Linked DNA regions of Homo sapiens: region 2 is linked to region 1. Evidence: chromatin contacts called from ENCODE Hi-C or POLR2A ChIA-PET data. All regions are on one chromosome and are shown on one strand. The core of a region is the stretch at or near the end of the contact, and the rest is flanking DNA. Distances in the headings are between cores, read along the strand shown. Region 1 has its middle 19 kb from the start of RHEB. Region 2 overlaps NUB1 (negative regulator of ubiquitin like proteins 1).

Evidence for each region. Hi-C counts contacts between places; a loop is a spot of excess contacts on that map. ChIA-PET counts read pairs that join two places held with the same protein, here RNA polymerase II (POLR2A). Pooled maps may share reads with other maps.
Region 2: a pooled map of left cardiac atrium shows a loop between it and region 1 (2.3-fold over the local background). The contact joins two enhancer-like sites. A Hi-C loop is called at or near these places in 4 of 168 maps with a recorded cell type or tissue (cardiac septum, naive thymus-derived CD4-positive, alpha-beta T cell, psoas muscle and 1 more), 9 of 37 single-sample maps with no recorded cell type and 16 of 50 pooled maps. POLR2A ChIA-PET finds 5 or more read pairs at or near these places in 8 of 52 experiments (A549, A673, AG04450 and 5 more).

Annotation. Positions count from the first base shown.
Region 1 is chr7:151,537,046-151,540,818 of GRCh38, forward strand. No RefSeq gene overlaps it. Among named protein-coding and RNA genes, the nearest start is that of RHEB, 19 kb to the left of the region's middle. RefSeq lists an enhancer at 1,891-2,030 and a silencer at 2,064-2,264. Within about 2 kb of position 1,371, at least 7 of the 41 ENCODE cell types and tissues checked have a DNase peak (open chromatin) inside an H3K27ac peak, as active enhancers do.
Region 2 is chr7:151,363,522-151,367,714 of GRCh38, forward strand. It overlaps NUB1 (negative regulator of ubiquitin like proteins 1), which reads left to right. Exons shown (of 15, transcript NM_001243351.2): 9 at 3,418-3,604. Among named protein-coding and RNA genes, the nearest start is that of NUB1, 24 kb to the left of the region's middle. Within about 2 kb of position 2,815, at least 3 of the 41 ENCODE cell types and tissues checked have a DNase peak (open chromatin) inside an H3K27ac peak, as active enhancers do.

The DNA of each region.
Region 1 (3,773 bases), core at 121-2,620:
ATGTTGTGACGCTTGTACTGGTCCATCTGATCCTGATACTCTCTGGATTGATAAGTAGGTAACTGTCCCTGGAAAAATGGCAAGGTGGGGTAAACGTGTCTGAACGTATAAAACATTTCAGAAGAGGAACAACATCTCTTCAGAACCCTATCTTTTTTTTATTCTAAGGCAGGGTCTTGCCCTGTCACCCAGGCTGGAGTGCAGTGGTGTAATCATGGCTCACTGCAGCCTCGACCTCCCAGACTCAAGCAATCCTCCTGCCTCAGCACCTGCCCCCCATCAGCTGAGACTACAGGCACACACCATCATGCCCTGCTAATTTTAAAATATTTTGTAGAAACGTGGTTTCGCTGTGTTGCCCAGACTGGTCTTGAACTCCTGGGCTCAAGCCATCCGCCCAGCTTGGCCTCCCAAAGTGTTGGCCAAGGCGTGAGCCACCGCACCCAGCCAGAACCCTATCTTTTTATAAAAGGTTTTTGCACATTTGATGACTAATTGCCAATCTTGCTGTTTGCCTAATTTGGAGGGGGATGGTATTCACCACAAGGACAAGATATACAATTGGCTCAGACTCTCAGACTTTAAGCAAGAGAGGTTTGTGCCTTAAATCATTAGGAGAAAAGAAAAGCTGACGGATATGCCAGTTTTATTCCAGAAATGGCATCTCACCAAGGAAGTGACTTCAGTTTAGAAACAGAGCCCCTGAGTTCGAATTCCTGCTCTGCCATTTAGAATCTACATAGCCTTGGACAAGACACTCCACTTTGCCATGCCTCAGGGCCACTCGGAGACAGAGGGCACTCACCCACAGGGAGGGGTGTTCTGCCTGCGGTCTTTCCCCCTCCCTTGCCTGGTCTCCGTCTCTTCTGGGACTGGATTTAGTGTTTGATTCTGTCCTCTGTGTGACATACAGTATGTGATATGACACTGAATATGACGTTTCCTTTCAACTTGTCTTCAAATTATTCTATGATATTTACCTTCCCCTGAATTCTTTCATAACAGTAGTTCCTTTCTTGTTACTTGTTCTTTAATGTGGCTTTTGTTCAAGTTTTTATTTCCCAGCAAAGACCAACTTTCCTTTGATTTTGATGGAGGAAAGATTAGCTACATAAATCATTTGAAATTAAAGCAAACCAAACACAACACAAACATGAAAGGAATATCAAATGCTTCCCTGAATTAAAAGGGTTCCAATCCCAGCACCTCTGAAGATGGGCAGCGTCTTTACTACTTGACCTTAAAGAGGTAACCCAGAAGAAAAAAGAACTTGAGTTGTTAAGAGAAGAGAGAACAGCCAGCTGGAGAGGAACCAATGAAAAGCATTAGAGGCAGCTCTTGGCTGGAGGAAGAAAGCAGTCTGCCTTCAGCGTCTCGTACAAAAGTCTCCTGGTGCACTGTGCAGAGCCAGGCTTGGTTTAAAGTCTCTATTGTTAGCAGATGTCAGCACGACCAGGGTCAGGGTCAAACAGGGAACTCACAAAATGAGTTGAATATTTTAAAAAAAAAGAAAAAGTGATGTGCCTAGATAAACTACAAGAAAAAAAGCCATCTTTAATTGATGTATAAGAAATTTTAGCTGTTAATTTCCATGAGGATTACAAATGTTAAGATTAATGCAAGCATAAAATTAGCCAACTGTCTATAGCTCAAGAAAATTTGCCATTCAATATGCCATATATTAAACAGTAAAAATATTCAAACAGGACACTTTTGAAAATAAGCTTCATGCCCTGGTGGAAGAATGGATTATCTCAGAGAACTGAGCTCAGCAATAAATACATTCTTAAATGAAATATCCAATCCTTATTTGGGAGTGTAGCTTTATCTTAGTGTTTGCTGAGATACAGGAGTTCATTAGTAACTTGCCAGCTATGTAAGATACAGATAGACCACTAAATGAGCACACTGTGTCTGTATTGATAGTTTTATTTCCAGTGGAACTGAGATCAAGCACCGTGCTTGCTGGTTAGTTATACAGCTTTTTTTCTGGGGAAATTTTAGAAAGCTTTTTGTGCCCTAAGGGTCCCTCTGGGGTTTTCCTGCTGCACAGATTGTCATGTTCTGTGCAATGTGACTCTGAGATCCTGGTCCACAGCTGATTGGGTCAGAGAGGGGCACCTGACCCTAGTGCAGCCAGTTTCTAAGCTGGCCTGTGGCCGACTCAGAGCTCTGCTCAAAAGAGCCATCTATTCTGTGTGGTGATTGGCTTGCTCAGCCAGAGGATATTTGAATATAAGATGCAAGAGTCTGCAGTCAGAAGCAGGGTGGAGGCTGAAGGACACCCAGGGAGACTAGAGCCACGAGGCAGCAGAAGCCACGAAGCAGACAGAGCAACCATGGATGCGGGGATCACGGAGGAGTGGAGTGATGGGGAGCGACCACCGCCCACTGCTGTTCTTGGGGTGATGGCAGAAAGAGCAGGAGAGCAGGGCTGTATCCCCAACAGGGTTCCTGTTCTAAGCACGTTTGTGTGCAGGAGGCTGGCTGTGCAGCTGCCTGACCGTTCTCTGTTTCTTTTCAGTACAACCCTGTCACTAAGGTAACCAGACTATAGCTTTTTCTAGGGAGCCAGGATACCAAGCAAAGCCTTTGCTTATCAAACTGACTGGTTCTCACTAGGGGCTCTCAGAATCTCTGAGTGAGTTCGGCCAAGTGCTGGTCTTTGCATGTCGGTATTAAGCCAGAATACACACAAAGGGAGAGGAGGGTAGGCCGGCTAGTAATGCAACCAAGAGAAATATTAGGGAGTAGATAATTAAATTCTATGAAATTGAAGGATATGTCTTAGAAAGTATTTATGTATTGATTTTTGAAACAGGGTCTTGCTCTGTCACCCAGGCCGGAGCGCAGTGGCACGATCATAGCTCACTGGGACCAAACTCCTAGGCTCGAGGGATCCTCTTGCCTCAGCTTCCCGAGTAGATGGAACTACTGGTGTGGGCCACCACACCTGCCTAATGGTTTTATTTTTAGTAGAGACAAGGTCTCACTATGTTGCCCAGGCTGGTCTTGAATTCTTGGGCTCGAGCGATTCTCCTGCCTCAGCTTCGTAAAGTGCTGGGGTTACAGGCATGAGCCACTGCGCCTGACTTGTCTAGAATTTATGGTAAATTATTACAGTAGTCCTCCCTTAACCGCAGTTTTGCTGTCTGTGGTTTCAGTTACCCATGGGTGACCCTGGTCCAAAAAATATTAAATGAAAAATTCCAGAAACAATTCATAAGTTTTAAGTTGCATGCCGTCCCTGAGTCGCGTGATGAAATCCTGCTCCACCCTGCTTTGTCCAGCCCAGATGTGAATCAGACATCCCTTTCTCTAGGTACCTGTACTGTACATACTACCTGCCCTTCAGTGACTTAGTAGCCATCCCAGTTATCACACAAGAAAAACATAGTCTATACAGGGTTCAGTGCTACTCATGGTTTCAGGCATCCACTGGGGGTCTTGGAACACATTTCCTGTGGATAAGGGGTAACTACTGTTCTTTTACAGTTTGGGATTGTATAAGCTGGGCACAGTGGTTCACACCTGTAATCCCAGTACTTTGGGAGGCTGAGGTGGAAGGATCGCTTGAGGCCAGGAGTTTGAGACCAGCCTGGGCAACATGGGGAGAATGTCTCTACAAAAAAGTGAAAAAAAAAAAAATTAGCTGGGCGTGGTGGTACACATCTGTAGTCCCAGCTACTCAGGAAGCTGAGGCGGATGGCTTGAGCCCAGGAGTTCAAGGCTGCAATGAGCGATGATGGTACCACTGCACTTCAACCTGGGCA
Region 2 (4,193 bases), core at 1,565-4,064, 170 kb before region 1:
TAATTGGAGTCCCTGGAAAGGCAGACATGTGGGACAGAAACAATACTTGAAGAAAAAAATGGCCATTAATTTTTCCCAGTTTGATGAAAACTATAAACCCCCAGATGCAATGACTTTAATGACCCCAAGTACAAGAAATATCAGAAAAAAACTACACTACAGCACACTATAATCCAATTCCCTAAAACCAGTAATAAAATTGAAAATGACTTTTTAGCTAACCTTTCTTGAAAAAAGTTAGGTAAGTTTGGCTTATTTTTTTATTTTATTTTTTCAGACGGAGTCTCACTCTGTCGCCCAGGCTGTAGTGCAGTGACGCAATCTTAGTTTACTGCAATCTCCGCCCACTGTAACCTCTGCCTCCTGGGTTCAAGCGATTCTCCTGCCTCAGCCTCTCAAGTAGCTGGGATTACAGGTGCCCACTACCACTCCCGACTAGTTTTTGTATTTTTAGTAGAGACGGGGTTTCACTATGTTGGCCAGGATGGTCTTGAACTCCTGACGTCAGGTGATCCGTCCGCCTCAGCCTCCCAAAGTGCTGGGATTACAGGTGTGAGCCACCGCGCCTGGCCTAAAATTTTTATGTTAAATAAATATTAATTTCAAGAAAGGTAAGCCTGGCCGGGCGCGGTGGCTCACGCCTGTAATCCCAACACTATGGGAGGCCGAGGCAGGCAGATCACGAGGTCAGGAGATCAGACCATCCTGGCTAACAGGGCGAAACCCCGTCTCTACTAAAAATACAAAAAATTAGCCGGGCATGGTGGCAGGCGCCTGTAGTCCCAGCTACTTGAGAGGCTGAGGCAGGAGAATGGCAGGAACCCGGGAGGCGAAGCTTGCAGTGAGCCGAGATTGCACCACTGCACTCCAGCCTGGAGGAGAGAGCGAGACTCCGTCTCAAAAACAAAAACAAAAAAAAACAAAAAAAAAAACAAAAAAACTGTAAGACAAACATAATAAATTTCTGTTAAATAACCGACTTAAGCTCAAATGGGATTTAATTTTTGTTGTTGTTGTTTTTGAGACGGAGTCTCGCTCTGTCGCCCACGCTGGAGTGCAATGGCACGATCTCGGCTCACTGCAACCTCCGCCTCCTGGGTTCAAGCAATTCTCCCACCTCAGCCTCCCGAGTAGCTGGGATTACAGGCACCCGCCATCATGCCCCGCTAATTTTTGTAGAAATGGGGTTTCACCATGTTGGCCAGGCTGGTCTTGACCCTCTGACCTCAGGTGATCTGCCCGCCTCGGCCTCCCAAAGTGCTGGGATTACAAGCGTGAGCCACTGTGCCTGGCCAGGATTTAATTTTTTGAAAGCTAGGCTCAGTAGATTTTATTTAAATAAATATTTTACGTTTATTTTAATATCGTCAGCATGAAAATGTAACAGTGTTGAATATTAATGCTACTAAAATTGTAAACCAAAGCAATGTTAATAAAAGTACACTCTAAATGAAATTTTTTATTTTTATAATTTTTTTTTTTTCTTTAGAGACAGAGTCTCTATGTTGTTCAGGCTGGTCTCAAACTCTTGGGTTCAAGTGATTTTCCTGCCTCGGCCTCCCAAAGTGCTGAGATTACAGGTGTGAGCCACCACACCCAGCCTTCTAAATGCAATTTATACCAGGCTTTAAGAAACCACTTTGCCCCAAGCAAATGATCAGGTTTAAATATAGTTTTATATATAATAATAAGTGTTGATTTCTCAAAACTAAAAGGATGACATGTACCCCTCTAATATGAGACCTCTGCTTTGGGTTTTTTGTGTGTTTGTTCATTTTGTTGGTTTTCTTCTCTCTCTTTTTTTTTTTTTTGGCTGCACAAATAAATACTCACTCCTGGGTCAAACTTGAGATAAGTGCATATTGATTTTATTTTTAACTGACATGAGGCCATTTCTGCCCACGCTCTTGATGCTTAGTAAAACATGAACGAGCCTGTTAAAGCAACATGCAGGAGATGGAGAAGTTCGGCCACATGCCCATTGCTTTCCTGCGAGTGGCAGGAGAGTCTTCTGTCACTGGGACCAGAATGTGCCTAGAGGCAGGAAATCTCAACACGACTGTGAGATCAGACCACAATCCACAAAGCGCTGCTGTTTCTCTCAAAGGCAGGTTCTCAGGCTGAGCCGTAGATTTGGAGAAAGCACCCCTCACCCAGCTCCACATCTGTGTGTCTGCGTGCACACGTGTGTAAAACATGGTGTATGTGTTCTCAAACATTCACGAAATTAGAAATGTTGAGAGAGATGAAAATAAATATAAAAATACTGCTGTGATACATTTTTCTTGCCGCACCCACAACTGGACTGTGTACATGGGCCCTCTTTAGGAGACTACTGTTTTAAAGAGTAAATGACAAAATTAAAGTCCTTTTTTTTTTATTCCATGCATATTTTGATAGGCAGGACAGGAAGCTTGAGGCCATGTGGATTTTGTAGTTTTATACAAGAGCATTCTTATTTTTAGTAGAACACCAATGAACATAAAGAGAGAAAACCTTGTTCATATACAATGTGTGGTTCCAAATGTTCTTATTGAAGACTTGAGACCTAGATTGGCATTAGGAATTTTTAATGTAATCATAACTTAAAATTAGTCACCTTGATGGCTGTCTTTGTCAGTGCTCCTCCTGGAGCACACTGACTTCTGTTGCTGTCTTTCTTCCCTTTGCTGCGCCTGGGTTCAGCCTGCTGCCACGAATACGGAGTCAAATTTTGCCTGCACACAGGCCCTCAGAAATCAGCTGGGCCGTTAGAGCCTGGTGCTTTCTGGATTGTTTTTCCCCCAGCTTGAATATGATTGAACATGAATGCCTTGTCAGAGCCGTCATCAGCTGAGGCATTCATAGTACGTAGGGATTTTTTTGGTGTCTTTAAAGAAGTGGTGTTCAGCCCTGGCTGTACACTAGAATCAGCTGGGGAGACTCTGGCAGTATAACCACCAGGCCCAACCCCCAGAAATTTCTGTTATGTTTGGTCTGGGTGGGATCAATGATTCTTAAAGAAAGAAAGAAAGAAAGAAAGAACGTTGCTCTGGCCCAGGTGATGCTGATTTGCAGTCAGGATTGGAAGTCACAGCTTTAAAGCATGGTCTTCCCCGTATTTGCTGAGGGCCTCTGAAACAGTGGCCCTGGGTTCTGCTTCCTATCAAGGGGCTGCATGTGTGTCCTGGGGCAAGTGGTGGTAAGCTTTGATTCCTAAGCCCTGATTTCTGATTTCTCTTTCTTTCCCCCATTAGAAGGATGAGATTATAAACACAGCTCCCTTCCTAAACATTAGGATCTCTCTTTTAGAGCAGTCAGCCTTTGAATATATACCAAGAACGGGGAAAGAATTCCAGTCATTCACAAAAAGGTTTCAAATGCTAAAAATGTTTCAAATGCTGCTTGGCAGTGATGTCACTGTCCTTCTCTTTCCAGTGAGTGTTGCAGAGAGCTGCTGGACACAGTGGATAACTACGCCGTCCTCCAGCTGGATATAGTGTGGTGTTACTTCCGCCTGGAACAGCTGGAATGCCTTGATGATGCAGAAAAAAAATTAAACTTGGCCCAGAAATGCTTTAAAAATTGTTACGGAGAAAATCATCAGAGACTGGTCCACATAAAAGTATGTTCCTGGAATTCATCTTATGTCTCGTTGAGTCCATTTCTAGCATTTGTGTTTATTCCTGTTAAAGTATTTGAACTACTGCCAGAAGGTAATTTCATTTTGATAGTAGTATGCAGTATAGTCTTTTTAAACTATATATTTATAAAGTGTTCAATGTTTTACAAATCTGGCTGTCTCTCTTACTTAGCGTGTGAGCATTTAGCCCAAAGGAACATGGTTTGCTAGTCATAGAACCCCATCAGTGATCACCCTGACCAGGAGAGAGCTGCTGACTTCTTTATATCGGTAGAGTCTAATTTGCAAGATGTAAATGCAGAAAATAGACATTTCAGCAGTAATGGTTTACGTGAATGAGTCACAGCTCAAGAGCTGTGGCTCGAGTAAGGATTTTTCTGATTTCCCCAAGTCATCAAAATCCTGCTGATGCAGACTCTCTGATACCTGGTTTGGATTTCTGCATACTTCTCTGCTGACCAGAAGGGCCACTGTGCTGCATGTCTGGAGGCTGGTGCCCTGACACTGACTCTCCTGTGTGGCATGAGGAATGTTATCATACCACAGGGGATGGGGAAGAGGGGGCTTCACT